2 separate regions of the Homo sapiens genome follow, and region 1 is linked to region 2. Evidence: read pairs that join two places in POLR2A ChIA-PET (ENCODE). Cell type or tissue: IMR-90. All regions are shown on one strand. Links, peaks and the distances in the headings refer to the core of each region. The heading gives the core; the rest is flanking DNA.

Region 1 (16,371 bases), core at 5,136-13,135, 170 kb before region 2:
CAGCCTCCCAAGTAGCTGGAACCACAGGTGTGTGCCTTCAAACCTGGCTATATTTTAAGTTTGTTATAGACATGGGGTCTTGCTATGTTGCCCAGACTCATCTAAAACTCCTCAGCTCAAAGAAGTCTCCTGCCTCAGCCTCCCAAAGTGCTGGGATTACAGGCATGAGCCACCACACCCAGTCTCAGTTTTCAAACAGTTCTATTTTTGTTGTTGTTATTTTATTTTCAGCTTCAGGTGCTTGCTTGCGGAATGAGGTGCTGAGTTCCTTAAGAGCCCCCAGTGAAGGGTAGGGGGTCTAAGGTACAAGAGACTGAGGGGCTGGAGTGGAGAGGAAAAGGGCCTGGCAGTGGGGTACACAGTTGGCAGAGGATAGAGTCAGCAGGAGTTCGAGAAGAGAGCTTTCAGGTGACAGAAAAGTTTCCCGTGGGAGAAGCAGGATCCAATAGAGAGAACAGAGAGAATAGGGAGGCCTCACAGAGGGCCAGGAAGAAGGACTTCCAGCCCAGAAAGTACCTTTCAAAAGAAACCTGGGACTCTAACCCAGCTTCAGCAAATATACCCATACTTTAAGAATCAAAGTCTGTGCCAGCGGTGGCTCATGCCTGTAATTCCAGCACTTTGGGAGGCCGAGGCGGGTGGATCACAAGGTCAGGAGTTCGAGACCAGCCTGGCCAACATGGTGAAACCCCGTCTCTACTTAAAATACAAAAATTAGCCGGGCGGGGCGGTGCATGCCTGCAGTCCCAGCTACTCGGGAGGCTGAGGCAGGAGAATCACTTGAACCTGGGAGGCAGAGGTTGCAGTGAGCCGAGATCACACCACCGCACTCCAGCCTGGGTGACAGAGCAAGACTCCATCTCAAAAAAAAAAAGTCTGTGCCAGGCATAGCGGCTCATGCCTATAATCCCAGCACTTTGGGAGGTCAAGGTGGGAGGATCACGTGAGCCAAAGAGTTCAAGATCAGCCTGGATAACATAGTGAGACCCCATCTCTACAAAAAACAAAAAATAAAAAATTAGCCAGGCACGGTGGTGTGCCTGTAGTCCCAGCTACTCAGGAGGCTGAGGTGGGAGGATTGCTTGAGCCCTGGAGTTTGAGGCTGCAGTGAGCTATGATTGCACCACCGCACTCCAGCCTGGGTGATAGAGTGAGACCCTGTCTCAAACCAAGAAAAAACAACAACAACAAAGGAATCAAAGTCTGTCCTTACCTGCTTCAACGGATATTTGGAGCAATGGTTCGGGAGTCTGACTTCCTGATGAGTCAGTCAGGAAGGAAGACAAAGACTTCAAAGGCACTCACTTAATGTCCTAGGGAGAAGCTACGTCCAGGGATGAATCTGGTCCTATCTGAGTTGCAGCACCATAACTGTTAAAATGTTATTCAATAACACATGTTAAAGCATGTCAAGGAAGACTTTCTTCAGGACCATCGCAATAGGTATAGGAACCACTGCACCAGGGTCTTGCAGTGGGGAAGAGAGATTGGGCTCAACTCCGAATACAGCATGGGCAAGTGGGAATTTATAGCCCAGGAGCAGAGTGGGAGTAGGTGGATGGAAAATTACTAAGAGAAAACATCAGGCATGAAGGGAATTCTAGCTAAACCAACCTAGCAGGATTGCTGCTGAAGACAGGCCAGGGTAATCAGACATCACGTGAGGTATCATGGAGGGTGAGGAATTGATCAGATACTAAGGATGATCAGATATTGAGGATGGAGCGTTCTTGCTGAACTGACCCAGCAGGGCTCTTGCCAAAACTGAGTTTTACAAGAAAGTACGTGGATGGGCTTAGGAGAAGACTCAGAAACCTGACTGAAGTTTGGACAAGCAAAGAATCTTTTGTCGTTAAACATCTAAATGTGAAGAAAATAACTGTAAAACACTTAGAAGAAACTATAGGAGAATACCTCCATTTCTTGGATTTAGAGAAATATTTCTTAAGTAAGACACAAAAGATACATGAAAAAGAAAAAATTGATGGAGATAGACATATTAAAAACTTGCATGACGCTGGGCGCGGTGGCTCACTCCTGTAATCCCAGCATTTTGGGAGGCCGAGGTGGGCAGATCACGGGGTCAGGAGTTTGAGACCAGCCTGGCCAACACGGTGAAACCCCGTCTCTACTAAAAATACAAAAAATTAGCTGGGTGTGGTGGTGCGCGCCTATAGTCCCAGCTACTCGGGAGGCTGAGGCAGGAGAGTTGCTTGAACCTGGCAGGTGGAGGTTGCAGTGAGCCAAGATCGTGCCACTGCACTCCAGCCTGGGTGACCGAGTGAGACTCCATTAAAAAAAAAAAAAAACTTGCATGACAATACATATAATTTTTAAAGTTTTAAAATAAGCTAAATGCAACCCATATAGCCAACAAATGTCTAGTAATCAGAGTATATAAAGAACTCAGCTGGGCATGGTGGCTCACACCTGTAATCCTAGCGCTTTGGGAGGCCAAGGAAGGTGGATCACCTGAGTTCGGGAGTTCGAGACCAGCCTGGTCAACATGGTGAACCCCATCTCTATTTAAAAAATACAGAAATTAGCTGGGCATGGTCGTGGATGCCTGTGAGGCTGAGGCAGGAGAATCACTTGAACCCGGGAGGTGGAGGTTGCAGTAAGCCTGGATAGTGCCATTGCACTCCAGCCTAGCAACAAGAGCAAAACTCCATCTCAAAAAAAAAAAAAAAAATTGCAAGACCATACATATAATTTTTAAAGTTTTCAAATAAGCTAAAATGCCAACAAATGTATAGTAATCAGAATATATAAAAAACTCAGCCAGGCACGGTGGCTCACACCTGTAATCCCAGCACTTTGGGTTTTGGGATTTTTTTTTGGTTATAGAAATGTTCTAGGTCTTGATTTGAGTGCTGGTTACATGCGTATTCACAAATGTAAAAATTTTATCAAGCTGCTCCCTCTCCCTCTCCCTCTCCCTCTCCCCACGGTCTCCCTCTCCCTCTCTTTCCACGGTCTCCCTCTGATGCCGAGCCGAAGCTGGACGGTACTGCTGCCATCTCGGCTCACTGCAACCTCCCTGCCTGATTCTCCTGCCTCAGCTTGCCGAGTGCCTGCGATTGCAGGCGCGCGCCGCCACGCCTGACTGGTTTTCGTATTTTTTTGGTGGAGACGGGGATTCGCTGTGTTGGCCGGGCTGGTCTCCAGCTCCTAACCGCGAGTGATCCGCCAGCCTCGGCCTCCCGAGGTGCCGGGATTGCAGACGGAGTCTCGTTCACTCAGTGCTCAATGGTGCCCAGGCTGGAGTGCAGTGGCGTGATCTCGGCTCGCTACAACCTCCACCTCCCAGCAGCCTGCCTTGGCCTCCCAAAGTGCCGAGATTGCAGCCTCTGCCCGGCCGCCACCCCGTCTGGGAAGTGAGGAGCATCTCCGCCTGGCCGCCCATCGTCTGGGATGTGAGGAGCCCCTCTGCCTGGCTGCCCAGTCTGGAAAGTGAGGAGCGTCTCTGCCCGGCCGCCATCCCATCTAGGAAGTGAGGAGCGCCTCTTCCCGGCCGCCATCACATCTGGGAAGTGAGGAGCGTCTCTGCCCGGCCGCCTATCGTCTGAGATGTGGGGAGCACCTCTGCCCCGCCGCCCCGTCCGGGATGTGAGGAGCGTCTCTGCCCGGACGCCCCGTCTGAAAAGTGAGGAGACCCTCTGCCTGGCAACCGCCCCGTCTGAGAAGTGAGGAGCCCCTCCGCCCGGCAGCCGCCCCGTCTGAGAAGTGAGGAGCCCCTCCGCCCAGCAGCCACCCCATCTGGGAAGTGAGGAGCGTCTCTGCCCGGCAGCCACCTCGTCCGGGAGGGAGGTGGGGGGGGTCAGCCCCCCGCCCGGCCAGCCGCCCCGTCCGGCAGGTGAGGGGCGCCTCTGCCCGGCCGCGCCTACTGGGAAGTGAGGAGCCCCTCTGCCCGGCCACCACCCCGTCTGGGAGGTGTACCCAACAGCTCATTGAGAACGGGCCATGATGACAATGGCGGTTTTGTAGAATAGAAAGGGGGGAAAGGTGGGGAAAAGATTGAGAAATCGGATGGTTGCTGTGTCCGTGTAGAAAGAGGTAGACATGGGAGACTTTTCATTTTGTTATGTACTAAGAAAAATTCTTCTGCCTTGGGATCTTGTTGATCTGTGACCTTACCCCCAACCCTGTGCTCTCTGAAACATGTGCTGTATCCACTCAGAGTTGAATGGATTAAGGGCGGTGCAAGATGTGCTTTGTTAAACAGATGCTTGAAGGCAGCATGCTCGTTAAGAGTCATCACCACTCCCTAATCTCAAGTACCCAGGGACACAAACACTGCGGAAGGCCGCAGGGTCCTCTGCCTAGGAAAACCAGAGACCTTTGTTCACTTGTTTATCTGCTGACCTTCCCTCCACTATTGTCCTGTGACCCTGCCAAATCCCCCTCTGCGAGAAACACCCAAGAATAATCAATAAAAATAATAATAATAATAATAATAAAATTAAATTAAATAAAAAAAAATTTTATCAAGCTGTACCTTTAAGATTTGTGTATTTTACGGGCATGGTGGCGCATGCCTGTAGTCCCAGCTACCTGGGAGGCTGAGGCAGGAGAATCATTTGAACCTGGGAGGTGAAGGTTGCAGTGAGCTGTGATTGCACCACTGCAGTCCAGCCTAGGTGACAGAATGAGACTCCGTCTCGGAAAAAATAAAATAAAATAAAATAAAATAAAATAAAATAAAATAAAATAAAATTGTACATTTTAAGGACTTTATCAAATATATTTTATGTCTCAAAAAGGAAACTTCATGGCAAAAAAAAAAAAATCATAGAACTAAATGGCCAAAGATAAGCTATCATCTGGGAGAAAATATGTGTAACCGTTATAATCAACAAATGATTAGTACTCAGAATATACAAAGAAATTCTACAAATTGCTCAACATCACTCATCATCAGAGAAATGCAAATCAAAACCAAAGTAAGATACTGTCTCAAACCAGTCAGGGAGCTATTACTAAAAAGTCAAAAAATAACAGATTTTGGCAAGGTTGGGGAGAAAAGGGAACACTCATACAGTGTTGGTGGGAGTGTAAATTAGTCCAGCTACTGTGAAAAGCAATGTGGACATTTCTCAAAGAACTGAAAATACAGCTACCATTCTACCCAGCAAGCCCATTACTGGGTATATACCCAAAGGTATATAAATTGTTTTACCAAAGAGACACATGTGGCCGGGCACTGTGGCTCACACCTGTAATCCCAACAGTTTGGGAGGCCGAGGTGGGCAGATCACTTGAGGTCAGGAGTTCGAGACCAGCCTGGCCAACACGGTGAAACCCCATCTCTACTAAAAATACAAAAAATCAGCTGGGCATGGTAACATGCGCCTGTAATCCCAGCTACTTGGGAAGCTGAGGCAGGAGAATCACTTGAACCTGAAAGGCAGAGGCTGCAGTGAGCCGAGATCTCGCCATTATACTCCAGCCTGGGCAACAGAGCAAGAACACATCTCAAAAAAGCAAAAGAAGACACATGCATTTGCATGTTTATTACAGCACTAGTCACAGTAGCAAAGACATGGAATCAATCTAGGTGCCCATCAATGGTGGACTGGATAAAGAAAATGTGGTTCATATACACCAAGGAATACTACACAGCCATGAAAAAGAATGAAACCATGTCCTTTGCAGCAACATGGATGCAGCTGGAGGCCATTATCCTAAGTGAATTAACACAGAAACAGAAAAACAAATATTAGGTAAGGGGTACAACAGGCACTTCAGCAGAAAGTTAAGACTGTTAATCTGAGAATACCAGATTCTCAGAATACCACATGTTCTCACTTACAAGAGGGAGTTAAACATTGGGTACATGTGGACATAAACACAAGGATGACAGACAGTAGGGACTACTGGGGTTGGGGTTGGAGAGACAGAGCAAGGGTTGAAAAATCACTACTTTCACTGTTTGAATTGTGGGTTCAAAGCCCAAACCTCAGCATCACACAATATATCCATGTAACAAACCTGCATATGTACTCCCTGAATCTAAAATAAAAAAAAAAAAAAGAAATTATGCAAATCAATGAGAAAAGGACAAACAACTCAATAGGAAACCACCCGGGAGCAGTGGCTCATGCCTGTAATCTCAGCACTTTGGGAAGGGTGGGAAGATCCCCTGAGGCCAGGAGTTCAAGACCAGCCTGGCCAACATGGCAAAACCCCATCTCTACTAAAAATACAAAAAATTAGCTGGACATGGTGACATGCGCCTGTAATCCCAGCTACTTGGGAGGCTGAGGCAAGAGAATCGCTTGAACCCAGGAGGTGGAGGTTGCAGTGAGCCAAGATCCTGCCATTGCACTCCAGCCTGGGTGACAGGGTGAGATTCCATCTCATAAACAAATAAATAGCCCACAGAAGAAAACATTGAAATGAATAAACATAGAAACAATACTCAATAACACTAGTAATCAGAGAAATGTAAGTTAAAATGAGATGCCACTGGACACCCACAGAATGATACGCAAAAAAACAACCTCTCTGACACGCCGAGGGAGTGTCAATGGATACAGCCATTTTAGAGAATCATTTGGCAATATTGGGAAGGTGGGAGGTGTGTTTACCTGATGACCCAGCAATTTTACTTCTAGGAGAACACATGTGCACCTGGAGGTATTTGCAAGGACGTGCATCACACCTTATTTGTCACAGCAAAACCACTGGAAACTATCTAGATGCTTATCAAGAGGCGAATCAGCCGGGCACGATGGCTCATGCCTATAATCCCAGCACTTTGGGAAACCGAAGTGGGTGGATCACTTGAGGTCAGGAATTCAAGACCAGCCTGGCCAACATGGTGAAACCCTGTCTCTATTAAAAAAAAAAAAAAGATAACACAAAAATTAGCCTGGCAAGGTGGTGCATGCCTGTAGACCCAGGTATTCAGAAGGCTGAGGCAGGAGAATCGCTTGAACTCGGGAAGCAGAGGTTGCAATGAGCCGAGATCACATCACTGCACTCCAGCCTGGGCGACAGAGCAAGACTCCATCTCACAACAACAAAAAAAAGAACTGACACTGTTTTGCTGCCAGTGGGCTCTGGCATCAGCCACAGTGAGAGGAAGCCCTGCGTGGCCTCCCCCGCTGCTACCATGGCCACTGTGGTCACAGCCCATAGAGCAGGCACTGGGCTGGCTGGGGAAGAAGGCAGCTGCTTGACACCCACAGGTCTGTTCAAGGAGTTTCTCTTTTCCATTGGAGCTCAGGGCGCACCCAGGCAAGGGAGCGTGGCCTTTGTCAGTGATAAGGCCGGAGCCAGAAACAGTTGAGTAACCTCTGATAGGGCCCTATCTTAAATCAACTTCTCTCTCCTTGGGCCTTGAAAGCTGCTTTGTTTAACTTTGTGCTGTTAGGATGAAGCATATGATAAGGCCTACACGTTTAAATAAACTTATAAGTCAACAGTGTCTATTACCCTGGGAAGGAGACTTAAGAGATTGATGAGAACATATGACCCCACAGAGCCTGGGGATGGAGGTCTTTTAGCCCCCTCTCACCTGCAGTACCCCTGTCCCTACCCCCACTCCAATCCAAACTGAGGTTCCCTTGGATTTCTTTCTTTTTTTGAAAAAAAAAAATGTTTTTGTAGAGTTGGGGTCTTGCTATGTTGCCCATGCTGGTCTCAAATTCCTGGTCTCAAACGATCCTCCTGCCTTGGCCTCCCAAAGTGCTGGGATTACAGGTGTGAGCCACCGTACCCAGCCAGGATTCCTTTCTTTTCCTTTTCTCATCTTCTTTTCTAGTAAGGGACCCAGAGCCAAAACACCAAACTGCAAAGGCCCAGCAAATGATCTCAAACCCAGATGGTTACAGGAACTGAACGGGTAACTGAAATGTGTACAATAAGCCAGGTAAAAGGCAATGGGTGTGACACTGTGACATGGTAAACAACATAGATTTGGTCTCTGCCCCCAGTTCTTGAGCCAGAGCTCCTAATACCCTCATTGATAGGGGTGCTGGGAGAATCTTTAGTTCTAATATTTGGTCTCTGCCCCCGCGGTTCCTGACACAGAAGTTCCTAAATCCCTGGGAATTTTCTGGGTGGTAGGATCATCTTTTGTTCTGATGAGGTGACTCTTGGTGGATTCCTGGATAGCCTCGGGATGGGGGCTGGTTGCCAAGGGAACCAACGCTGTGATTGGAGAGTTGGACCACTCAGCCCCACCCCTCAGCCTCTGGGGAGAGGAGAGGCTGAAGGCTGAGCTGATTGCCATTGGCCAGTGATGCAATCAATCATGCCTATGTAATGAAGCCTCCTAGCCCCCACCCCATTCCCACAAAGGACAGGGTTCTGGGAGTTTCTCGGTTGCAAAACCTGTGGAACTGCTTGGAGGATGGCATACCAGAAAGAGCAGGGAACCTCCTCACCCTGCCCACACTTCGCCATATGCACCTCTTCCATCTGGCTGTTCATCTTTCATCTCTATCCTTTGTAATACTCTTTTTTTTTTTGAAATGGAGTCTCACTCTGTTGCTCTGGCTGGAAAGCAGTGGGAGTGGCACGATCGTGGCTCACTGCAGCCTAAATCGCCTGGGCTCAAGCAATCCTCTTACCTCAGCCTCTCTGGTAGCTGAGACTACAGGTGTGTGCCACCATGCACTGGAATGGTGTGTTTTCTATTTGTAGAAAACAAATATTTTTTAATTTGTAGAGAGGAGGTCTGGCTATGTTGTCCAGGCTGGTCTCAAACTCCTTGGCTCAAGCGATCTTCCCAACTCAGCCTTCCAAAGTGCTGGGATTACAGGCACGAGCCACTGTGCCCGGTCTGTAATATCTCTTTTATAATAAATGGGTAAATGTAAGTAAAGTGTTTCCTTGAGTTCTGTGAGTCACTCTAACAAATTACTTGAAACCAAGGAGGGGGTCATGGGAACCCCAGATTTATGGGGGTCAGAAATACAGGTCACAACCTGGGATGTGCAAGTGTCACAGAAGTGGGCGTGGTCTTGTTACAGGAAAGGGGCCCCAGTCCAGAACCCAAGAGAGGGTTCTCGGATCTCACACAAGAAAGAATTCAGGGCAAGTCCGCAATGCAAAGTGAAAGCAAGTTGATTAAGAAAGTAAAGGAATAGGCCGGGCGCGGTGGCTCACGCGTGGAATCCCAGCACTTTGGGAGGCCGAGGCGGGCGAATCAGGAGGTCAGGGAATCCAGACCATCCTGGCTAACACAGTGAAACCCCCTCTCTACTAAAAATGCAAAAAATTAGCTGGGTGTGATGGCGGCCGCCTGTGGTCCCAGCTACTCGGGAGGCTGAGGCAGGAGAATGGCGTGAACCCTGGAGGAGGAGCTTGCAGTGAGCCGAGATTGCGCCACTGCACTCTAGCCTGGGCGACTGAGCAAGACTCTGCCTCAAAAAAAAAAAAAAAAGGAAAAAGAAAGTAAAGGAATAAAAGAATGGCTACTCCATAGACAGAGCAGCCCCAAGGGCTGCTGGTTGCCCATTTTTGTGGTTATTTTTTGATGATATGCTAAACAAGGGGTGGAATATTCATGCCTACCCCTTTTAGACCATATAGGGTAACTTCCTGACATTGCCATGGCATTTGTAAACTGTCATGGCGCTGATGGGAGCGTAGCAGTAAAGACGACCAGAGGTCACTCTCGTCACCATCTTGGTTTTGGCGAGTTTTAGCCAGCTCCTTCACTGCAACCTGTTTTATCAGCAAGATCTTTATGACCTGTATCTTGTGCTAACCTCCCATCTCATCTTGTGACATAGAATTCCTCTCTGGGAATGCTGCATGGTAGGTCTCAGCCTCATTTTACCCTGCTCCTGTTAAAGATGGAGCTCTGGTTCACACGCCTCCAACATTTTCCCCCTTCCCTTTTATAAGAGAACCCTTAATTCTAAGGGTTGCAGAGGGACGAAGATCCATCCTCTATAACTTCTTCCGGCTGAATAGGGGCGATATTTCTGCCTACCTATGAGGGTCTCTTGCATTCAGAGTAGAGAGGAGCTCAGTCAGAAAGCACCAGTATGGTAAGGTCCATTCATAACTCTTGAGTTTTGACAAAAAGTGATATCTGGAAGATTAAATAGTGTTTAATTTGAAGCTGGGTGCGGTGGCTCACGCCTGTAAACCCAGCACTTTGGGTGTCTGAGGCTGGTGGATCACCTGAGGTCAGGATTTCGAGACCAGCCTGACCAACATGGTGAAACCCCGTGTCTACTAAAAATACAAAAATTAGCCAGACGTGGTGGCAAGCGCCTGTAATCCCAGCTACTCGAGAGGCTGAGGCAGGAGAATTGCTAGAACCCAGGAGACAGAGGTTACGGTGAGCCGAGATCTCGCCATTGCACTGCAGCCTGGGGGACAAGAGCGAGACTCTGACTCGAAAAAAAAAAAGTGTTTAAGAAAACATTCAGTAAGATTGTCCTGTATTCCTACACAAAGAGTATAACAGCAGTATATTCCACAAGAGTAAAGCAAAATAAGTTAAGTTATTCCAAGTAAACGAAATTAGAAGGCTCTTCATGAAGTGGGCAACTGTTGGAACTAAGCTGATACGGGGTTGTTAGCTAATTCTAATTTGCCCAAAATTAGAATACTGATCCAGATTTTTATATTACCAACCCCTCTTTTTTTTTTCTGAGCAACACTGAGATCACTGGTTGGTTCACAGGAATAGGCAGAGTTAGCCTAAATTGCAGAAACAAATTTAAAAACAACTAATGAGACTAGAATTTAATAACAAGTGTACCATAGTTCTTGAAACATAATATTTCTCTCTCCAGTTTCCCATTTTTACTAAAGACAAATCATGGTAAGACTGATTTGCTTTATTATACTTGGCCTGATTATTTGTATAAAGTGCAGCAAGAATAATTATTTTTCACATAGGGTCTTTTAAAATTGGCTTTGATGGAACTCTGTTCTACAGAAGAAATTTTAGATAAGACTTTTTTAAAGCCCAGCCCAGCCATGGGTTTGTACTCTCAAATACCTATGAGTTGGGTACATTTCTTTCCTCTTGAGGTCCCAAGATAACTTGCAGCTTCTGGACCTATTAGAAAGTGACATTCTTTACTTACCACAGGTCAGTAGCCTTGTACAGGGACTGTTATAGGCAAGGTATGAGGCCGATTCCCCATGGGGCTTTTATTGGCTTTATAAGTCAAGTTTAATTCCTTAAAGGGGCTGGGCATGGTGGCTCACGCCTGTAATCCCAGCACTTTGGGAGGCCAAGGCAGGTGGATCACTAGGTCAGGAGATGGAGACCATCCTGGCTAACACTGTGAAACCCCACCTCTACTAAAAATACAAAAAATTAGCCAGGCGTGGTGGTGGGCACCTGTAGTCCCAGCTACTTGGGAGGCTGAGGCAGGAGAATGGCATGAACCCGGGAGGCAGAGCTTGCAGTGAGCCAAGATCATGCCACTGCACTCCAGCCTGGGTGACAGAGCGAGACTCCATCTCAAAATAATAATAATAATAATAATAATAATAATTCCTTAAAGGAAAACACACCATTCCAGTCAAAGCCTTGGTTTAATAACCAATTTTTTCAACTGTGTCCTGTTACAAAAGAAAACAGATTCTTATTGCACTTATGCAATAACTATATTGCCATAAGTTAAGAATACTCACAACTAGTTTTTAAATTTTGGAGAAATTTGGTAGAGAGATAGAAAATACATTCCAAATTTTGTTCATAGCAGTATACTTTACTCAATTGTTACAAGCTGTAAATAGCTTAAAAGAAAACTTTCCTTGACTCTGAAAAACAAAACAAAGGATCGGCAACGTTTTAAGCAAAGTTAAAAAGATTACTTCAGTTTTCTATTGGTTCCATTAATTCAGTTAACTTCTGTTTGATATTTATGAACATTCCAGCTCTTCATGAGCGTTTCGAAAGTTGTTTCCTCTATTCTAATGTTACAATTTCCAAAGTTATTAGAAACCTGCATTTAAGAACACCTGCTAGAGTTCTATAGTTGAATATAAACCACCTTCTAAAGAGGATTAAAATAAGATAACAATTGTCTGTGGATGATAAAAAGTCTTAGCACAGCCACTATTAAAGCCACAAATGATAAGGAAATTTGGTTACTTCTGTGGCACACAAAATTTTACATAACAATTATAATTATTAATAACATACACTGTCATATTAGAATTATAGGAGTTTCCCATAACTTTGGAACATATACCAATAACACATTTATGCAAACATAGTCCAAATAAAGCAAAACACTATTTTATATTTGACAATGTTTCCTGTATGATTTTTGTACCAAATTAGCCAAATTTCATCTTTATATTAATGTACTATTAATGTCAAACCCAATTTTTAATAAAACCTTATGGACATATTTACCCAATTTTAATGTTTGGGTTTGTTGTTGTTGTTTTGAGACGGAGTCTTGCCCTGTCACCCAGGCTGGAGTGCAGTGGCATGATCTTGGTTCACTGTAACCTCTGTCTCCCAGGTTGAAGAGCTTCCCCTGCCTCAGCTTCTCAAGTAGCTGGGACTACAGGTGCTTAGCTGGGACTACAGGTGCCCACCAGCACACCTGGCTAATTTTTTGTATTTTTAGTAGAGATGGGGTTTCACCATGTTGACCAGGCTGATCTCCATCCCCCAACCTCAGTGATCTGCCCACCTCGGCTTCCCAAAGTGCTGGGATTACAGGCATGAGCCACCTCACCTGGCCCAATTTTAATGTTTAACTATAAGGTAAGATTCTTATAAACCTTTTATAACCCTTTACATTTTTTTGTGAAAGAGCAGATGAGTGCTCTAAGAAAACCCTGCTGTGCTTCTGTTCCAACGTTTAGTTTCCGGAAAAACTGAATAATACCTTTTTAACGTTGGCCAATATGTTACACACAAAATCTCTTACAATTAATTTTTATAAATCTTCCAAAACTTGTTTAAACCTTTAGATTTTTTTCTTACTTAAAACAATCCTTTAACACTTTAGGCAGAAAAAAAATGCACATTCCCATGCCTTCTTACGATCTTATTTTTTTACCAAAAACATATTTTACTTTTCTTACACACCTTGCATGTAAAACTGTTTCTTCAGTAGTCTTTTTGTTTTTTGTTTTGTTTTGTTTTGAGACAGAGTCTCGCTCTGTTGCCAAGGCTGGAGTGCAATGGCACAACCTCAGCTCACTGCAACCTCTGCCTCCCAGGTTCAAGGGGATTCTCCTGCCTCAGCCTCCTGAGTAGCTGGGATTACAGGCATGCATCACCACAACCAGCTAATTTTTGTATTTTTAGAAGAGAAAGGGTTTTGTCATGTTGGACAGGCTGGTCTTGAACTCCTGACCTCAGGTGATCTGCCCACCCTGGCCTCCCAAAGTGCTGGGATTACAGGCGTGAGCCACCGCACCCGGCCTCTTCAGTAGTCTTAATTATATGTTACAATGTTAATGCTTAGCAACTTTTATTTTTGGTGAAAACCTTGGCAAGTAAGGGATTTTAATTATGTACTGGGTGTGGAGCCTGCCTGGGACACACCAGGCAGAAGTGCAGATAAGGGCTGACTCTCCAGCATAGCTAGGGGGTGTGGCTAACTCCACATGTCACCAGGCCTTACCTAGAATCTAATGGCTTTAAGGTAGGCAAATTGGACAATTTTCAAAAGTTAAAGAAACAGTTTGAGGCCAGGTGTGGCGGCTCACGCCTGTAATCCCAGCACTTTGAGAGGCCGAGGCAGGCGGATCATCTGAGGAGTTCAAGACCAGCCTGGCCAACATGGCGAAATCCCGTATCTTCAAAAAGTAAAATGAATAAATAAATAAATTAGCTAAGCACAGTGGCATGTGCCTGTAATCCCAGCAACTCAGGAAGCTGAGGTGGGAGAATTGCTTGAGCCTGGGCCGTCCAGGTTGCAGTGAGCTGAGATCAAGCCACTGCACTCCAGCCTGGGTGACAGAGTGAGACTGTGTCTGAAAAAATAAAATAAAATAAATAGAAAATAAAGGAGATTCTGACATGCTACAACATGGATTAATTTTGACAGAGTGAGACTGTCTGAAAAAATAAAATAAAATAAATAGAAAATAAAGGAGATTCTGACATATGCTACAACATGGATTAATTTTGAGGACATTATGCTAAGTGAAATGAGCTAGTCAGAAAAAAAGACACTATATGATTTCACTTCTATGAGTTATTTAGAGTAGTCAAAATCCTAGAGGCAGAGGCCAGGCATGGTGACTCATGCCTGTTATCCCAGTATTTTGGGAGGCCAAGGTGGGAGGATCACTTCAGCCCAGGAGTTCCAGACCAGCCTGGGCAACATAGCAAGACCCCATCTCTATTAAAAAATGTTTAAAAGAGTAAAACAAAAAAAAATTCTTTTAATCGTGGAGACAGAGAGTGGAATGGTGTTGACAGACTAATGCCCTCAAATGCAAAAAAAAAAAAAAAAAAAAAAAAAAATGGAATGGTAACTGCCAGGGACTGAGGGGCAGAGATAATGGGGCTTCATTGTTTAGTAGAAATACAGTTTCAGTTTTACAAGATGAAAAAAGTTATAGAAATGGATGTTGGGGATGATTGTACAACATTACGAATATATTAATTCCACTGAACTGTACATCTGAAATTAGTTAAGATGGTAAATTTTATGTTATGTTTTTGTTGTTGTTATTGTTAAGACAGAGTTTCGCTCATGTCACCCAGGCTGAAGTGCAATGATGCCATCTCGGCTCACTGCAACCTCCACCTCCTGAGTGAGAGCGATTCTCCTGCCTCAGCCTCCCGAGTAGCTGGGATTACAGGCATGCACCACCATGCCTGGCTGATTTTTGTGTTTTTGTAGAGACAGAGTTTCACCATGTTGGCTAGGCTCTGTAGAAAACTGAAACCTCTACTCCGGAGCTCAGGTTATCCACCAGCCTCGGCCTCCCAAAGTGTTGGGATTACAGGAGTGAGCCACCATGTTCAGCCTCATCAATAGTAATTTAATTGTACATTTAAAAATAACTAAAAGTGCCAGCACGGTGGCTCACATTTGTAATCCCAGCATTTTGGGAGGGCAAGGCAGGTGGATCACTTGAGGTCAGGAGTTCGAGACCAGCCCGGCCAACATGGTGAAGCCCCATCTCTACTAAAAACACAAAAATTAGCCAGGCGTAATGGTGGCGCCTGTAATCTCAGCTACTCAGGAGGCTGAGGCAGAAGAATCGCTTGAACCGGGAGGTGGAGGTTGCAGTGAACTGACATCGCACCACTGCACTCTAGCCTGGGCAACAGAGTAAGACTCCGTCTCAAAAAAAAAAAAAAAAAAGGCCAGGCACGGTGGCTCACGCCTGTAATCCCAGCACTTTGGGAGGCCGAACTGGGCAGATCACGAGGTCAGGAGATCAAGACAATCCTGGCTAACACGGTGAAACCCCATCTCTACTAAAAATGCAAAAAGTTAGCCAGGCGTGATGGCAGGCGCCTGTAGTCTCAGCTACTCGGGAGGCTGAGACAGGAGAATGGCATGAACCCAGGAGGTGGAGGTTGCAGTGAGCCGAGATTGCACCACTGCACTCCACGCTGGGTGACAGAGCGAGACTCTGTCTCAAAAAAAATAATACATAAATAAAAATAAAGGCTATAATTGGATTGTTTGTAACGCAAAGGATAAATGCTTGAGGTGGATCCCTCTTTTACTTTGATGTGATTATTACACACTGAAGCCTGTACCAAAATATCCCACATACCTCATAAATATATACACTTACTATGTACCCACAAAAATTAAAAATAAAACAAAATTGTTAGTGTAAATGGTCTCAGTATGCCAATTAAAAGAGATTGAGGCCAAGTGCAGTGGCTCATGCCTGTAATCCCAGCACTTTGGGAGGCCAAGGCAGGCGGATCACCTGATGTCAGGAGTTTGAGACCAGCATGGCCAACGTGGTGAAAACCTGTCTCTAGTAAAAATACAAAAGTTAATTGGGCAGCTACTCAGGAGGCTGAGGCAGGAGAATCACTTGAACCCAGGAGGTTGAGGTTGCAGTGAGCCAGGATCACACCACTGCACTCCAGCCTGGGTGACAGAGTGAGACCCTGTCTCAAAAATAAATAAATAAATAAATGAGTTTGAAAGAGTGAATTAAAAACAGGACCCAACTATATTCTGTCCACAAGAAATTCACTTCAAATGTAACAATATAGGTAGGTTAACTGGAAAAAGAAATAGTATGCAAACATTAATCCAAGGAAAGTGGGAGTAGCTACACCAGTATAAGATAAAGTAGGCTTCTGAGCAAAGAAAATTATGAGAGACAGAGAGGGAGATAATATAATGATTACAAAGCCAATCTACCAAGAAAACATAGCAATCTTTGTGTGTTTACATCAAACAATAGAGCTGAAAATACGTGAAGCAAAAATTG
Region 2 (16,371 bases), core at 5,340-13,339:
GTAGGTGAGGAGGGGAACAGGGCTGGGCCCTGGATCTGCACTAGGACATCAGTGAAGATGGTTGTGGCCGAGGGAAATAACCCATGGAACACCTCTCACACTACCTTGTAAGGGCGAATCAGGATGTAGAATGGCTGATTTCATATATGTATATGGGTGCAAAGTCGGTTTCGTTTTCAAATAAAACCACTAAGTCTAACATACATGTAAATGGTGCACATGTCATAAGTATCTAACTCCATGAATTTTCACAGAGAACATCCCCATATAACCAGAATCCAGATAAGGAAACAAAATGTGGCCAGGCACAGTGGCTCATGCCTATAATCTCAGTGCTTTGGGAAACTGAGGCAGGAGGATCACTTGAGCCCAGGAGTTCAAGACCAGCTTGGACAGCATAATGAGACTCCACCTCTACAAAAAAAATAAATAAATAATAAAAAAATTTAAAAAATTAGCTGAGTGTGGTGGTCCCAGCTACTTAGGAGGCTGAGGCAGGAGGATGGCTTGAGCCCAGGAATTTGAGGCTAGAGTAAGCCATGATTCTATCACTGCACTCCAGCAACCTAGGTGACTGAGGGATACCCTGTCTGGAAAGAAAAGAAAAGAAAAGGAGAGGAGAGGAGAAAAGAAAAAAGAAAAGAAAAGAAAAGAGAAAAGAAGAGGAGGGGAGGGGAGGGAGGGGAAAGAAAAGAAAAGACAGGAGAGGGGAGTGGAGGGGAGGGCAGGGAAGGGAAGGGAAAAGGAAAGAAAAGAAAAAAGACAAGACAAGACTGGAGAGAAGAGAGGAGAAGGGAGTGGAGGGGAGGGGAGAAGAGAGAGAGAGGGAGAGAGGGAGAGAGGGAGAAGGGGAGAGAGGAAGGAAAGGAAGAAGGAAGGAAAGGAAGAAAATTTGACCAGGCACAGTGACTCGTGCCTGTAATCCCAGTACTTTGAGTGGCTGAGGTGGGAGGATCACTTGAGGTTGGGAGTTTGACACCAGCCTAGGCAGCATAGCAGACCCCATCTCTACCTAAAAAAAAAAAAAAAAAAAAAAAAAAAAGTAGCAACATCCTTCATAGCTCTCTTCTTGAGCCCTTCTAGTCACCCTGAGGCTAAATGCAACCCTGACTCCTAACACCATAGATGAGCCTATTTTGGAGCTTTATATGAATGAAATCTTACAACATATACACTTCCGTGTCAGGCTTCTTTTGTTTAATACATAATCAGTGAGATTCACCCATAGGGCTGCACTTAGCTGTAGAGTGTTCATTCTCATTGCTGCATTAATATTCCCTAGTGTGGGCCGGGTGCGGTGGCTCACACCTGTAATCCCAGCACTTTGGGAGGCCGAGCCGAGGCAGGCAGATCACAAGGTCAGGAGATCAAGACCATCCTGGCTAACACAGTGAAACCCAGTCTCTACTAAAAATACAAAAAAAATTAGCTGGGCGTGGTGGCGGGCACCTGTAGTCCTAGCTACTCGGGAGGCTGAGTCAGGAGAATGGCATGAACCCAGGAGATGGAGCTTGCAGTGAGCTGAGATCATGCCACTGCACTCCAGCCTGGGTGACAGAGCAAGACTCCGTCTCAAAAAAAAAAAAAAAGTATTCCCTAGTGTGACTGTTCTGCAATGTATTTATCCATTCACCTGTTGATAGGCATCCGGGGCATCTCCAGTGTTGGGCTAGTAAGATCAGTGCTGCCACGAATAGTCTTGTGTTTTGGTGCACATGTGTGCACACTGCTGGGTTCTAACTAAGGTGGGAGATGCTCAATGCTAGTAGATGCTGCCAAATACCTTTCCAAAGTGATTTTGCCTCCACTGGCAGGAGCAGTAGATGAGTGTCTGCTCGTACCACATCCTCCTGCACAATGGCCAGCCCTTTGAGTTTGAGAACATAGGTACTTGTGGAACAGGCTGGCATTCAATTGTCTGCGTTTGAATCCCAGTTCTCTTCTTATCATGTGACCTTCAGCAAAGGTTGTTTTCTTATCTGCAAAATGTGTTGAAAATCAAAGGGTAGGCCGGGCACAGTGGCACACGCCTGTAATCCCAGCACTTTGGGAGACCAAGGCAGGAGGATTGCTTGAGCTCAGGAGTTCAAGACCAGCCTGGCCAACATGGCAAAATCCCATCTCTACAAAAAATACAAAAATTAGGTGGGCATAGTGGCACACGCCTGTAGTCCCAACTACTCGGGAGGTTTAGGTGGGAGGATCACTTGAGCCCAGGAAGCAGAGCTTGCAATGACCCAAGATCATGCCACTGCATTCTGGCCTGGGTGACAGAGTGAGTGAGACTCCATCTCAAAAAAAAAAAAAAAAAAAAAGACAAGCTGGCCTGTAATCCCAGCACTTTGGGAGGCCGAGGCGGGCAGATAACGAGGTCAAGAGATCGAGACCTTCCTGGCTAACACAGTGAAACCCCGCCTGTACTAAAAGTACAAAAAATTAGCCGGGAGTGGTGGCGGGCGCCTGTAGTCCCAGCTACTTGGGAGGCTGAGGCAGGAGAATGGCGTGAACCCAAGAGGCGGAATTTGCAGTGAGCTGAGATCGTGCCACTGCACTCCTGCCTGGGAAACAGTGCAAGACTCCGTCTCATAAATAAATAAATAAATAAATAAATAAATAAATAAATAAAAATAATAAAAAAGACAAGCCAAGGGGCTGTTGTGAAGATCCTGCGGACCTGCTAGGTGGTAAGTGCTCCATAAAGGTTAGCTTTATATAGCTAATTCTCACCACAATCCGCCAGATCATTTCACCTCTCAGAGTCTCAGTCTCCCCATCTGTAAAATGGCAATGAAAATTCTAACACACCCACATATACACACAGTTGACAGGCTCACTAGTAAATGGAATAATTTATGAACGTGCCTTTTAGTTTTTAAGAGACAGGTTCTCACTCTGTCACCCAGGCTGGAGTACAGTGGCATGTTTATAGCTCACTGCAGCCTCCAACTCCTGAGCTCAAGCGATCCTCTCACCTCAGCCTCCCAAGTAGCTGGAACTACAAGACCACAAATAGCTAATTTTTTAATTTTTTGTAGAGACAGAGTCTTGCTATGCTGTCCAGGCTTGTCTCGAACCCCTGGGCTCAAGCAATCCTCCCCTTGGCCTCTCAAAGTGCTGGGATTACTGGCATGAGCCACCACGCCCAGCAGTGATTCTTGCTCTCAAGGAATTTGCCATCTAGTGGGGAGGAAAAGCACGTGCGTCATCACTGTGAATGCAAAGCTGAATGAAATTAGACTTATATTAGAACAAGGGTGGTGCGGCCAGGCACGGTGCCTCACTCCTGTAATTCCAGGACTTTGGGAGGCTGAAGAGGGTGGATCACGAGGTTAGGAGTTCAAGATTAACCTGACCAACATGGTGAAACCCCGTCTCTACAAAAATACAAAAATTAGCCAGGCGTGGTGGTGCACCCTTGTAATCCCAGCTCCTCAGGAGGCTGAGGCAGGAGAATCGCTTGAATCCGGGAGGTGGAGGTTGCAGTGAGCTGAGATCACGCCACTGCACTCCAGCCTGGGCGACAGAGCAAGACTTGGTCTCAAAAAAAAAAAAAGAAAAGAAAAGAACAAGGGTGGTGGGAACTCAGAAATAACCTGGAGAACTTGGGGAAGATGTCATAGGTGGGACTTCAAGGACAGGTGGGCTTTCCCAACAAGGAAGGGCAGGCTGGGTGAAGAGCCCTGAGGACCAAGACTGGAAGGCAGAGAGGATGTGACATCAGGTGGGATGGCTGGGGACAGCCAGGTATTCACACCACAGTTAGGATCTTGTCTTGCATCTCCATGGACCATGAACAAGACTTGTTTGTACAGAGGCTGTAAACTGCTGGCTATAGTAACAGAGGCTAGAGAAGCAGCAAGAGCGTGAGCCAGCTTACATGTACATGGCTGTGCTATTATCTGGGCAATGGTGCCCTGAACAGGGGGTGCGGCGCCTGTGGTCCCATTACAAGTGGCTCACACTTCTAATCCCAACACTTTGGGAGGCTGAAGTGGGAGGATCACTTTGGCCCAGGAGTTTGAGGCTGCAGTGAGCTATGATTGTGCCACTGCACTCCAGGCTGGGTGACACAGCGAGACCCTGTCTCTAAACACAGGAGAAATCAGAATCTGTGGACGTCCTTGCATTTATTGGACACTCTAGTGTTTGGATGTTTTGCATTGTGCAGTCAGGGTTTGTCTTTTCAGCGGTTAGGCTTCTAGAGGTGTTATTAAGCCCTGGAGGAGGGCAGAAATGAGATGCAGATGCCTGTTGAGGGGCAATTCATGGCTGGGGAAGGAGGGATGTTGGGTGAAGGAGAGAATTCACTCATAATCTTCCCACCCGCTCAGATCCAGCTCAGAGGAAAGTCCCTGAAACCGCAGGAGACAACTCTGATGTTTTCAGAGCATGGGGAGAGCACGGTGGGGTGATCTGGAGACACGGCCAGCAGAGACTTGGAGCCAAGATTCCTGGATCCCCAACAAATCACTGAATTCAGGCCAGGCACAGTGGCTCATGCCCGTAGTCTCAGCACTTTGGGAGGCCGTGGTGGAAGGGTCGCTTGAGCCCAGGTGCTCGAGACCAGCCTGGGGAATATAGTGAGACCTCATCTTTACAACAGCAAAAAGAAGAAGAAAGAAAGAAAGCACTGAGTTTGGCCCTCAATTTTACAGGTAGTGAGACAGATCGCCAGTAAGACAGAGAGACAGAGATCTCCCCAGTGTTACTCATGGAATTAGCAGCAGAGCAAGGATCAATTCCGGTCTTCACCTGAGCCAGGGTCCCCGGAGCCAGGAGGTCCCAAGCCAGAGGCGAGGGCGGAGCTGACACTTCCTATCCAACCTCCTCCACAGCACCCCACCCGCTCCTCTTAGTCTCATGCCCCTTTCTTCAAGCATCCCCCAAGTCTCCAGGTACCCAGTGTGGGGGTTCAGAGATGCTAGGACACAGTCTTGCCTCAATGGCCTACGGAGGAATAGGGGGAGAAGCCAGACAGGCATATAGGGGTAAGTAATGATCCTGTCAGCCTCTGTACCAAGGGCCTCAAAAGACGGTTAACTGCCACCTGAGAGCTGGCCACGGTGGCTCACGCCTGTAATACCAGCACTTTGGGAGGCTGAGGCAGGTGGATCACTTGTGGTCAGGAGTTCAAGACCAGCCTGGCCAACATGGTGAAACCCCATCTCTACTAAAAATACAAAAATTAGTCGGGCATGGTGTTACACGCCTGTAATCCCGGCTACTTGGGAGGCTGAGGCAGGAGAATCGCTTGAGCCCGGGAGGCGGAGGTTGCAGTGAGCTGAGATCATGCCACTGCACTCCAGTCTGGGTGACAGACTGAGACTGGCTCAAAAAAAAAAAAAAAAAAGAGGGCCACTTGGGGATGGCTCTCTGAAGCAGGGCAGAGCCCCTCCAAAGGAGGGAGAGTGGGGTGAGCATCAGAACCCCCTTTCCTAACCTGGCAGGGATGGGCAGAGAGAATGCACATCCTACAGAGGGCAGCAGGGAGGATGGAGCAGAACAGCTGGGGCTCCTGGGAATGTGATGCGAACATTTGGCAGAGACAGAAGATACCCGGCCAAGGGAGGTGGGTGGAAGGGCTGGCCTGTGAGCAGCCTTGGATAATCACTTTCCTCCCACAGCCAGTGGCTGGGGCCCTCAGGGCACTGCCATTGTGATCCTAGGTGCTGTGTGATCCTCCTGTGGGCTGGAAGAAAGTGCTGCATGTCAACCTTTTCCAAGGCTGCCACACATGGGAAACCACCTCCTCCGCTTTCCCTAACATGACCACACACAGGATACCTGTCAGAAAGCCAGCAGAGCTTAGCATGTGCCTACAACTCTTTCCTGTCCCCACCCACTAGGGACATCCTTGGGGGAAATCTGGAAATCTACTAGACCAGGCTTTGCTGCTGCCCCTCAGAGATGCTTGGGTGTGTTTTTGCTCTCCTGTGCCTCTGAACCCATCTTTGAGGCTGTTAGTTAAACGCTCCAGTGAGGTGTCAGGTGTGAATGCCTCAGTCTGGTTTCTGTCCTCAAGGTGAGAAAAGAGGCTTCAGAAGCAGAAAGGCCATGTACAGTGGCTCACACTTGTAATCCCAAAACTTTGGGAGGCTGAAGCAGATTTCATCTCTACAAAAAAAAAAAAATTAGCCAGGTTTGGTGGCATGAGCCTGTAGTCCCAGCTACTAGGGAGGCTGAGGTGGGAGGATCGCTTTGGCCCAGGAGTTTGAGGCTGCAGTGAGCTATGACCGTGCCTCTGCACTCCAGCCTGGGTGACAGAGCGAGACCCTGTCTCTAAAAATATATAAATAGGCTGGGCACGGTGGCGCATGCCTGGAATCCCAGCACTTTGAGAGGCTGAGGTGGGCAAATCGCTTTAAGGTCAGGAGTTTGAGACCAGCCTGGCCAGCATGGAGAAACCTCGTCTCTACTAAAAATACAAAAATTAGCTGGGCATGGTGGCGGGCACTTGTAATCCCGGCTACTCAGGAGGCTAAGGCAGGAGAATCGCTTGAACCAGGGAGGCAGAGGTTGCAGTGAGCCGAGATCGTGCCATTGCACTCCAGCCTGGGTGACAGAGTGAGCCTCCGTCTCAAAACAATAAATAAATAGAAGTATATAGATAAATAAAAATACAAAGAAGCAGGAACAAAAGCTGGACCTCAGTGTCAGTGAGAGAAGGGGCTCAGAGCTCCTGGGTAGATGCCTGCCTAGGGGATGTCCACCTTCCAGTGAGCCACCCATCCCTACCAGTAACAGTCCCTCGAGGCTCCCCTTGGGCCTCTCTGTGCAGGTGAAGTAATGATCACAATTTTTTTAATATATATTTTTTCTTAAGTATTTTATTTTGTTTTTGAAACAGGATTTCACTGTTGCCCAGGGTGGAGTGCAGTAGGGCGCGATCTCGGCTCACTGCAACCTCCACCTCTTGGGCTCATGTGATTCTTCCACCTCAGCCTCCCGAGTAGCTGGGATTATAAGCCAAGCACGCATCGTCACATCCGGTAATTTTTGTATTTTTAGTAGAGAAGGGGTTTCTCCATGTTAGCCAGGCTGGTTTCGAACTCCTGGCCTCAAGTGACCCACCCACCATGGCCTCCCAAAGTGCTAGGATTGAAGGCGAGAGCCACCGCGCCCGGCCACCGTGTTGGCCACCATGTTAACTAGAGGTGTTAGCAACCTCCTGTGGGCCAGGCCCTTCAGGGGCATTACCTTGGGCTTACCACATCAGGCCCCTGAGAGTTGGGGGCTTCTACCTATGTGGAGGACCCAGAAGAGCTAATATGGGGGGCGGGGGTTGGAGGTGAAGGGCAGGAGTTAGGTGAGGGGAGATGGTGATCTCTGGCCTCACAGGAGGGTGCCCCTGAAAGAACAAACCCCAGGTCCTGAGGCGCTTTCAGGCTCAGGTGTGATAGGGGACCCTTTTGTTGTGGAGACAGGGTCTCACTCTGTCATCCAGGCTGGAGTGCAGTGGCGCGATCTCCGCTCACTGCAGCCTCAACCTCTTGGTCTCAAGCGATTCTCCCACTTCAGCCTTCGGAGTAGCTAGGACTACATGCACACGCCACCATGCCTGGATAATTTTTGTATGTTTGGTAGAGACAGGGTTTTGCCATATTGTCGAACTCCTGGGCTCAAGGAATCCTCCCACCTCAGCCTCCCCAGTAGCTGGTATTACAGGCTTTCTCCACTATGTCCGGCTAATTTTTGCATTTTTTTGGTAGAGATGGGGGTCTTGCCATATTGCTCAGGCTGGTCTCGAACTCCTGACCTCAAGCCATCCTCCCGCCTTGGCCTCCTAAAGTGCTAGGATTACAGGCAAGAGCCCCTGGCGTCCGGCCTGACCTTTCTTAATATCCCTTTGGAGCAAAGTAGGGGCGGCTCTATCAGGACTCCAAGGAAAGACGGGAAGGGAGATGGGGCCAACCCGCCAGAGCTCCAGAGCACCGGGTTCTCACCTGGCGTAAGGATTATGCTAATACAAGCCCCGCCCCGTCCCAGGCCCCGCCCACCCGATCGGCCTATGGTGTGGGGGCGGGGCTATGTTAATGAGGCCCGGCTGGCCAAGAGCTGTTCCCCGCGCTGCGCGGAGCAGGGACCAGGCGGTTGCGGCGGCGACAGCCATGGCCGGCGCGCTGGCAGGTCTGGCCGCGGGCTTGCAGGTCCCGCGGGTCGCGCCCAGCCCAGACTCGGACTCGGACACAGACTCGGAGGACCCGAGTCTCCGGCGCAGCGCGGGCGGCTTGCTCCGCTCGCAGGTCATCCACAGCGGTCACTTCATGGTGTCGTCGCCGCACAGCGACTCGCTGCCCCGGCGGCGCGACCAGGAGGGGTCCGTGGGGCCCTCCGACTTCGGGCCGCGCAGTATCGACCCCACACTCACACGCCTCTTCGAGTGCTTGAGCCTGGCCTACAGGTGAGGGCGGTTCCGGGCCCTGACGGCCTTGGCTTCCAGGTGGGGATGGGGGGGGGGTCCGGGGCAGGACTGCGCGCTGGGGCCCTCAACACCCCACCCGAGCCCGGTCCTGCGGCTCCCGGAGGCTCCGATCACGCCCTGGACACCCCCTTTCTCCCAGCCCCGAGGTCCTCCTACAGCGGCCCAGCCCGCTGGCCCCTGACGGACCCACGCATTTCTGATTCCCATTCCTCCCCCATTCCCTCTTCCCCGAAGCGCAGACCGCCTGCGCCCCACCTCTACCTGGACCTCTGGTCCCCTCTCTCTGGTCCCAGCCCCTCCGTCCCTACAAAAATGCCAGGCGCCCCTGGTCCCTAGGCCACCCGCGCCCATCCCCACTCTCCACTCTGGAGCCACTCCACCCGACCCCCTGCAGGCCTCGGCCTTCTCCCCAGCAGCCCCGGCCCAAGCCCGCCCTATTCCTGGACCCTGAGATACTCCCAGCGCCCCTGATTGTCCCAGTTCATAACCAAAGTGGACTGGAACTGGCCCACTCTCACGTCCACCTCCCCGCAATTGCTGAGACACCTCTTCTTGATCTGCTACATTAAGGGTGGCGGGAGGAGGATGTCCCAGAAATGTCCAAGAGGCGCAGCTCGCAGAGGTTACGCCGGTGCCCGGGAGGCCTGGGTTCGCCTACCCACGTCGCCACACTAGGCTGAGCGCCCGTCGCTGCCTGGGACCCCCGCTTAGTGCCACCGAGAGCGCACAGGCCGCGCCCCGCTGCCGCTCCACGCCCCGCGTCCCAGAGGAGGGCGCGAACCCGAGGCCTGGCCCAGTGCCCTGGAGCAAAGTTCCCCGGAGTTGAGGGGCCAGTATAAATTATCAACCGAAAACCCGTAGGGGAGAAAGGGGGATCGGCCGGCCTTGATCTTTTCTCTGTGCAAATATTCCTCTTCCTCCGCGGCGCCTCCTCCCCTTCTGAGAACCGCTGGCTACAGATCGGCACCTGCCGCCCTGCGGGGGAGCAGGAGCTGGGGTGGGGACTGTGAGGGGAGTGTTGCCTGCCCCCAACCGCAGCCGCCCAGCTGCGACCCCATTGGCTGGAGGCGGAGTAACCTTGGCCCACAAGCTCTGGCCCCTGGCCCAGGTCATGTTGCAACCCGATCGGCCAGGGCGTCGGACCCGTGTGGAAAGTTCAAATTCCCGTCCCTTCTCCCTCCCTCCCCAAATGTCACGCGACTGCCTGGGACAGGGCATCTAAGGTCCTGGTACACCGGATGCCGGCACTCCTCCTCCTAAGGGTCTCCCATTTCCCACCCAACCCCAACTTTGGCTGCTCATTATATACTACACATCACTCTATTTGGGAGGGGGCCTCACTTCCAACCCTGACGATGGGTGACCAAAGAGGAGAGGTTCTGGGGAGCTGGCAAGGTAAGGGACAGAGCGCACCCCCAAAATTGCCCCCCCACCCAGAGGCTGACTCAAGGCTGATGTAACCCCAGTCAGAGATAGCTGGGGTAGAGAGGACTGTGTTTTCTTCCCAAATACCCAAATATTAATAGTAAATCTCTGGCTGGGCACAGTGGCTCCTGCCTGTAAGCCCAGCACTTTAGGAGGCCAAGGTTCTCATCCAAGGATTGCTTGAGCCCAGGAGTTGGAGACCAGCCTGGGCAACATACTGAGAACCTGTCTCTACCAAAAAAAAAAAAATTTTTTTTTTTTTTTGAGACAGAGTTTTGCTCTTGTTGCCCAGGCTGGAGTGCAGTGGTGCCATCTCAGCTCACTGCAACCTCTGCCTTCCGGGTTCAAGAGAATCTCCTGCCTCAGCCTCCTGAGTAGCTGGGATTACAGGCGCCCACCACCTCCAGCTAATTTTTTGTATTTTTAGTAGAGACGAGATTTCACCATGTTGGCCAGGCTGGTCTCAAACTCCTGACCTCAGGTGATCCACCTGCCTTGGCCTCCCCAAGTGCTGGGATTACAGGCATGAGCCAACATGCCTGGCCAAAAAAAATTTTCTTTAATCAGCCAGGTGTGATGGCACATTCCTAGTACCAGCTACTGGGGAGTCTGAGGTGGGAGGATCACTTCAGCCCAGGAGGTTGAGGCTCCAGTAAGACATGATGGTGCCACTGCACTCCACCCTGGGTGATAGAGTGAGACCTTGTTGGAAGGAAGGGAGGGAGGGAGGGAGGGAGATGGGGGGAGGAAGGAAGGAAGGGAGGGAGGGAGATGGAAGGAGGGAGGGAGATAAAGGAGGGAGGGAGATGGAGAGAGGGAGATGGAGAGAGGGAGATGGAGGGAGGGAGGGAGATAGAGGGAAATGGAGGGAGGGAGATGGAGGAGGGAGGGAGAAGGAGGGAGGGAGGGAGATGGAGGGAGGGAGACGGAGGGAGATGGAGGGAGGGAGAGGGAAGGAGATGGAGGGAGGGAGGAAGGGAGAGAGGGAGGAAGGGAGGGAGGGAGGGAGATGGAGGGAGGGAGGGAGCTGGAGAGAGATGGAGGGAGGGAGGGAGATGGAGGGAGGGAGGGAGATGGAGGGAGATGGAGGGTTGGCTCGGTACCAGGAGAGCTTCTAGATTTCCCCATTTGGTAGTGGAAAAGCCCTGAGGCTTGAACTGGGACAGTGTTTTCATCCTCAAAGACCCCCAGTTCCAGGGGTCCCCTGGAGGGGAGCAGATTACAGGAGCTGAGTGTCCCAGGGGAGTGACTATATGGGAAGAGACAGTAAGGCAGAGAGTTCAGAAGGTGGTGGGAAGAACAGCGAGCTTGACCAGGGACCCACCTGAATCAGGGACCAGCCTGACCCAGAGACCAGCCTGCAGAGGCCTGGCAAGGTTTCACCCTCTGCAGGTTAGCGTGGGCAGAGGGAGGATCGAGGAGGCCGTCTTCCATGGCTCCGTGGGTGGAAGCCCCAGGGAGGTAGTTTCTGGAAGCTTCAAGGAAGCACTTGTTCATGGTCAGAGCTGGCTAGCTTTAGGAAGAGTGGCCTTGAGGGTGCAGGGGAGCAAACAGGACCTGGTTAGGGGGCAATCTAAAAGGAATTCCTGAAAGGTGGGAGGTGGGCAGCTGAACTTGGGGTTTTCTCAACCCCCTCTCTAAGTCTCAGAGTTTTCTTCTCCTTCTTATTATTTATTTATTTATTTATTTATTTATTTATTTTTGGAGACAGAGTCTCACTCTGTTGCCCAGGCTGGAGTGCGCTGGCATGATCTCAGCTCACTGTAATCTCCGTCTCCTGAGTTCAAGCGATTCTCATGTCTCAGCCTCCAGAGTAGCTGAGGTAACAGGCATGTGCCACCATCCCCAGCTAATTTTTAATTTTCAGTAGAGACGAGGTTTCACCATGTTGGCCAGGCTGGTCTCGAACCCCTGACCTCAAGTGATCTGCCCACCTCAGCCTCCCAAAGTGCTGGGATTACAGGTATGAGCCATCGTGTCCTGCCTTTTTCTTTCTTTTCTTTTTTTTTTCTGAGACGGAGTCTCACTCTGTCGCCCAGGCTGGAGTGCAGTGGCGCAATCTCAGCTCACTGCAACCTCCACCCAACGGGTTCAAGCAATTCTCTGCCTCAGCCTCCTGAGTAGCTGGGATTACAGGCGCCTGCCACCACATCCGGCTTTTTTTTTTTTTTTTTTTCAGTACAGGTGGAGTTTCACCATGTTGGCCAGGCTGGTCTTGAACTCCTGACCTTGTGATCCACCCGTCTCGGCCTCCCAAAGTGCTGGGATTACAGGTGTGAGCTACTGGGCCCAGCTCTTTTCTTCTTTTAATAGTTTTTGTTGTTGTTGTTGTTGTTTTTTGTTTGTTGTTGAGACAGAGTCTCGCTGTGACACTCAAGCTGGAGTACAATGGCATGATCTCGGCTCACTGCAACATCCGCCTCCTGGGTTCAAGCGATTCTCCTGCCTCAGCCTCCCGAGTAGTTGGGATTACAGGCACGCACCACCATGCCCGGCTAATTTTTGTATTTTTAGTAGAGACGGGGTTTCTCCATGTTAGCCAGGCTGGTCTTGAACTCCTGACCTCAGGTGATTCGCCTGCCTTGGCCTCCCAAAGTGCTGGGATTATAGACGTGAGCCACCGCGCCTGGCCCTATTAATAGTTTTAAATAGAGATAAGGTCTCACTGTATTGCCCAGCTGGTCTTGAACTCCTGGGTTCAAGCGATCCTCTCCCCTCAGCCTCCCAAAGTGCTTAGGTTACAGGCCCACCACTGCTCCTCATCAGACTTTTCTATTGGTCATAACAAGTTTTTGTTTTGTTTTGTTTTGTTTGTTTGTTTTTTGAGACGGAGTCTTGCTCTGTCGCCCAGGCTGGAGTGCAGTGGCGCGATCTTGGCTCACTGCAAGCTCTGCCTCCCGGGTTCACACCATTCTCCTGCCTCAGCCTCCCGAGTAGCTGGGACCACAGGCACCTGCCACCACGCCCAGCTAATTTTTTGTATTTTTAGTAGAGACCGGGTTTCACTGCGTTAGCCAGGATGGTCTCGATCTCCTGACCTTGTGATCCACCCATCTCGGCCTCCCAAAGTGCTGGGATTACAGGCTTGAGCCACTGCGCCCAACCAGAATTTACTTGTTTTTTATGAGTCGGGTTCCCACTCTGTTGCCCAGGCTGGAGTGCAGTGGTGTGATCACAGCTCACTTCAGCCTTGAACTCCTGGGCTCAAGCGATCTTCCCACTGCAGCCTCCTGAGTAGCTGAGACTAGAGGTTTGCACCACCATGCCCAGCTAACTTTTTTTTTTTTTTTTTTGAGATGGAGTCGCTCTCTGTCGCCCAGGCTGGAGTGCAGTGGCACAATCTCGGCTCACTGCAAACTCCGCCTCCCGGGTTAACGCCATTCTCCTGGCTTAGCCTCCCAAGTAGCTGGGACTACAGACGCCTGCCACCACGTCCGGCTAATTTTTGTATTTTTAGTAGAGACGGGGTTTCACGTTGTTAGCCAGGCTGATCTCGAACTCCTGACCTCAGGTGATCCACCCACCTCGGCCTCCCAAAGTGCTGGGATTACAGGCATGAGCCACTGTGCCTGGCCCCAGCTAACTTTTTAACTGTAGAAACAGGGTTGCACTATGTTGCCCATGCTGATCTCAAACTCCTGGCCTCCTACAGTCCTCCTGCCTCGGCCTTCCAAAGTGCTGGGATTACAGGTGTGAGCCATCCCCAGCCAGTCATAAAAAGTTCTTGAACCCTAGCGTTACGCTCTTCCTCCAGGCTGAGTCTCTTCTCTCACAGCCCCAAATCCTTTTCTTCCTCCTGGGCTTGGATATTGTCACTGTCACATCTGCTCTAACCCTGCCTGGGCCATGAACGTCATAACCTTAGCATGGAAGCGGGAGAGAAGGCAGGCAGGTCAAGGGTGCGACACGGGGTGATCAGAATGGGCTGGGAGGTTGCTGGGATACAGACAGGGACAACAGACTCAGGAGTCCCCCACCAGGTGCCACAGAAGAAGCTGGCCCAGGAGGTAGCAGAGTCTCCCCCCACCCCCACCTCCATGTCTCCCTACCAAACAGATGGTGTTTATCTAATTCTCAGAGGGAGGGGCCCAGCCAGTGGCCCAGAGAGCTGGGCTGTGTATCTTATTTGGGTAATGAGGCCTGTTGTCCCTGGTGGGGAGGGGGCAGTCCCCCACCCCCACCCCAAAGCAAACACAGGAACTTGGAGACCAGGGAGGAGAGAGGGCCCAATGACCAATGCACTCAAGTAGGGAGAGGCTGCGGAGTCAGACTGGCACCCACCCACATTTCACCCCCAGAATGTAGGAAAGACCCCTGGAGGAAGCAGGTATGGTTTTCTGAAAGACTAAGCCTTGGGGGCCAGGTGCGGTGGCTCACGCCTGTCATCCCAGCACTTTGGGAGGCCAAGGTGGGTGGATCACTTGAGGTCAGGAGTTCGAGACCAGCCTGGCCAACATGATGAAGCCCCGTCTCTACTAAAAATACAAAAGTGAGCTGGGTGTCATGGCATATGCCTGTAATCCCAGCTACTCAGGGGGCTGAGGCACGAGAATCATTTGAACCTGGGAGACGGAAGTTGCAGTGAGCCAAGATCATGCCACTGCACTCCAACCTGGGTGGCAGAATGAGGCTCCATCTCAAAAAAATGAAAAAATGGCTAAGACTTGGGGCCTCAGCCTTCCCATCTGAGATCTGAGTAAGGGATGCAAAAGGCGGGCTAGAGGGGACTGGTACACAACCCTGGCTTGTGGATGGAGACGAGAGAGGGAGGGAGAGACTAGCAGGGGGTCTAAGACCCTGAATGTCTTGGCCTCCTGGCTCAGCTTCCTGGAGGCAGAAGACTTGGCCTGTGCCTAGCAGGACCCTCACCAGTGTAAGCTCTTCCATCCAGTGGATTTTTTTTTCCTTCAAGACAGGATCTTGCTCTGTTGCCCAGGCTGGAGTGCAGTGGCGTGATCATAGCTCACTGTAGCCTCAAACTCCCGGGCTGAAGAAATCCTCTGACCTCGCCTCCCTAGTAGCTAGGACTATAGGTGCATGCCACCACACCCGGCTAATTTTAAAATTATTTTGTAGAGACAGGGTCTTGCTATGTTGCCCAGGCTGGTCTCAAACTCCTTGGCTCAAGCGATCCTCCCGCCTTGGCCTCCCAAAGTGTTGGGATTACAACCGTGAGCTACCGCGCCCAGCCCATCCTGTGGATTTGATGGACAGCTAGGGTTAGAGTGAGGGTGCTCTGTCTCCATGAATACCATTTGCTCATCCTAGCGGCCTTCCTTTGGGATCTGTTGGTTCATTGTCTTCTGTGCAGCCCTGAGAAGAGCACACCTTCTCGCTGAGTCCAGGTTGCCACCCTGGGATTCTGGGCATGGCAGACACCAAAAGGACTGTACCATGAAGGCAGTGACTGCCACTCTCTATAAAGAGGCACCCTCGGCTGGGCATGGTGGCTCACATCTGTAATCCCAGCACTTTGGGAGGCCAAGGTGGGCAGATCACTTGAGGTCAGGAGTTTGAGACCAGCCTGGGCAACATGGTGAAACCCCGTCTTTACTAAAAATACCAAAAAAATTAGCTGAACGTGGTGGCGCACAACTGTAATCCCAGCTACTCGGGAGGCCGAGGCACGAGAATTGTTTGAATCCAAGAGATGGAGGTTGTGGTGAGCTGAGATCTCACCACTGCACTCCAGCCTGGATGACAGACTGAGACTCCGTCTCAAAACCAAAAGCAAACCAAAAAAAACCAAACCAAACCAAAACAAAACACAGAGGCTCCCTCTCTACCAGGCAAACCATGGCCATCCCCTTTGCCTCTCCTGGGCCTAAGGAGGCCTGAGTGACCTCGGACCTGCCCCTTTCCTCCCTGACTCTCAGGAAGGTCTTTTTTTTTTTTTTTTTTTTTTGAGACGGAGTTTCACTCTTGTTGCCCAGGCTGGAGTACAACGGTGTGATCTCAGCTCACTGCAACCTCCGCCTCCCAGGCTCAAGCAATTCTCCTGCTTCAGCCTCCTGAGTAGCTGGGATTACAGGTGTGCGCCACCACAGCCAGCTAATTTTGTATTTTTAGTAGAGACAGGGCTTCAGTATGTTGGACTAGGCTGGTCTCGAACTCCTGACCTCAGGCGATCCACCCGCCTTGGCCCCGCAAAGTTCTGGGATGACAGGCGTGAGCTACTGCACCCAGCCCAGGAAGGTCATTTCTTATTCTCTTAAATGAGAAATGGGCCTGAGCACTGTCCCCAGCCAGCCTCCAAGACACACCTGTGAGGCCACTGGACATTGTTGCTTCCAGGGCCGAGCTGATCCACAGGTTTCAGCGTGGCTTTTGTTCTGCAGTAGACTGACAAACAGGTCTCCCCAGGGAACACAGGGGCCGCTGGTGGGAGTCTGGAAGGGGATTTTGAAGGTCTGACTCTCTGGATAGGAATTTCAGGCAGGTTGGGTTGGGGGGCCAGATTTGGAGGGGCCCCTCAAATGCCAACCATAGATGGATGCCTAGTGCATGGGGAATATGGGGACCAG

Evidence for each region. Peaks named below come from ENCODE experiments on the same cell type or tissue, not always from the same donor. Only the 100,000 strongest peaks of a DNase experiment are listed, where the experiment ranks them.
Region 1: POLR2A ChIA-PET joins it to region 2 with 17 read pairs; 2 of 35 experiments call an interaction of 5 or more read pairs at or near these places.

Annotation. Positions count from the first base shown.
Region 1 is chr7:73,784,672-73,801,042 of GRCh38, reverse strand. No RefSeq gene overlaps it. Among named protein-coding and RNA genes, the nearest start is that of CLDN3, 23 kb to the right of the region's middle. RefSeq lists an enhancer at 1,021-1,661. In IMR-90, for the core only: no CTCF peak of the experiment used is centred there; no DNase peak of the experiment used is centred there.
Region 2 is chr7:73,616,230-73,632,600 of GRCh38, reverse strand. It overlaps MLXIPL (MLX interacting protein like), which reads left to right and starts at 8,079. Exons shown (of 17, transcript NM_032951.3): 1 at 8,079-8,401. The coding sequence starts at 8,109. In IMR-90, for the core only: a CTCF peak has its summit at 5,474 (motif pointing right); no DNase peak of the experiment used is centred there; H3K4me3 peaks cover 311 bases; H3K27me3 peaks cover 5,618 bases.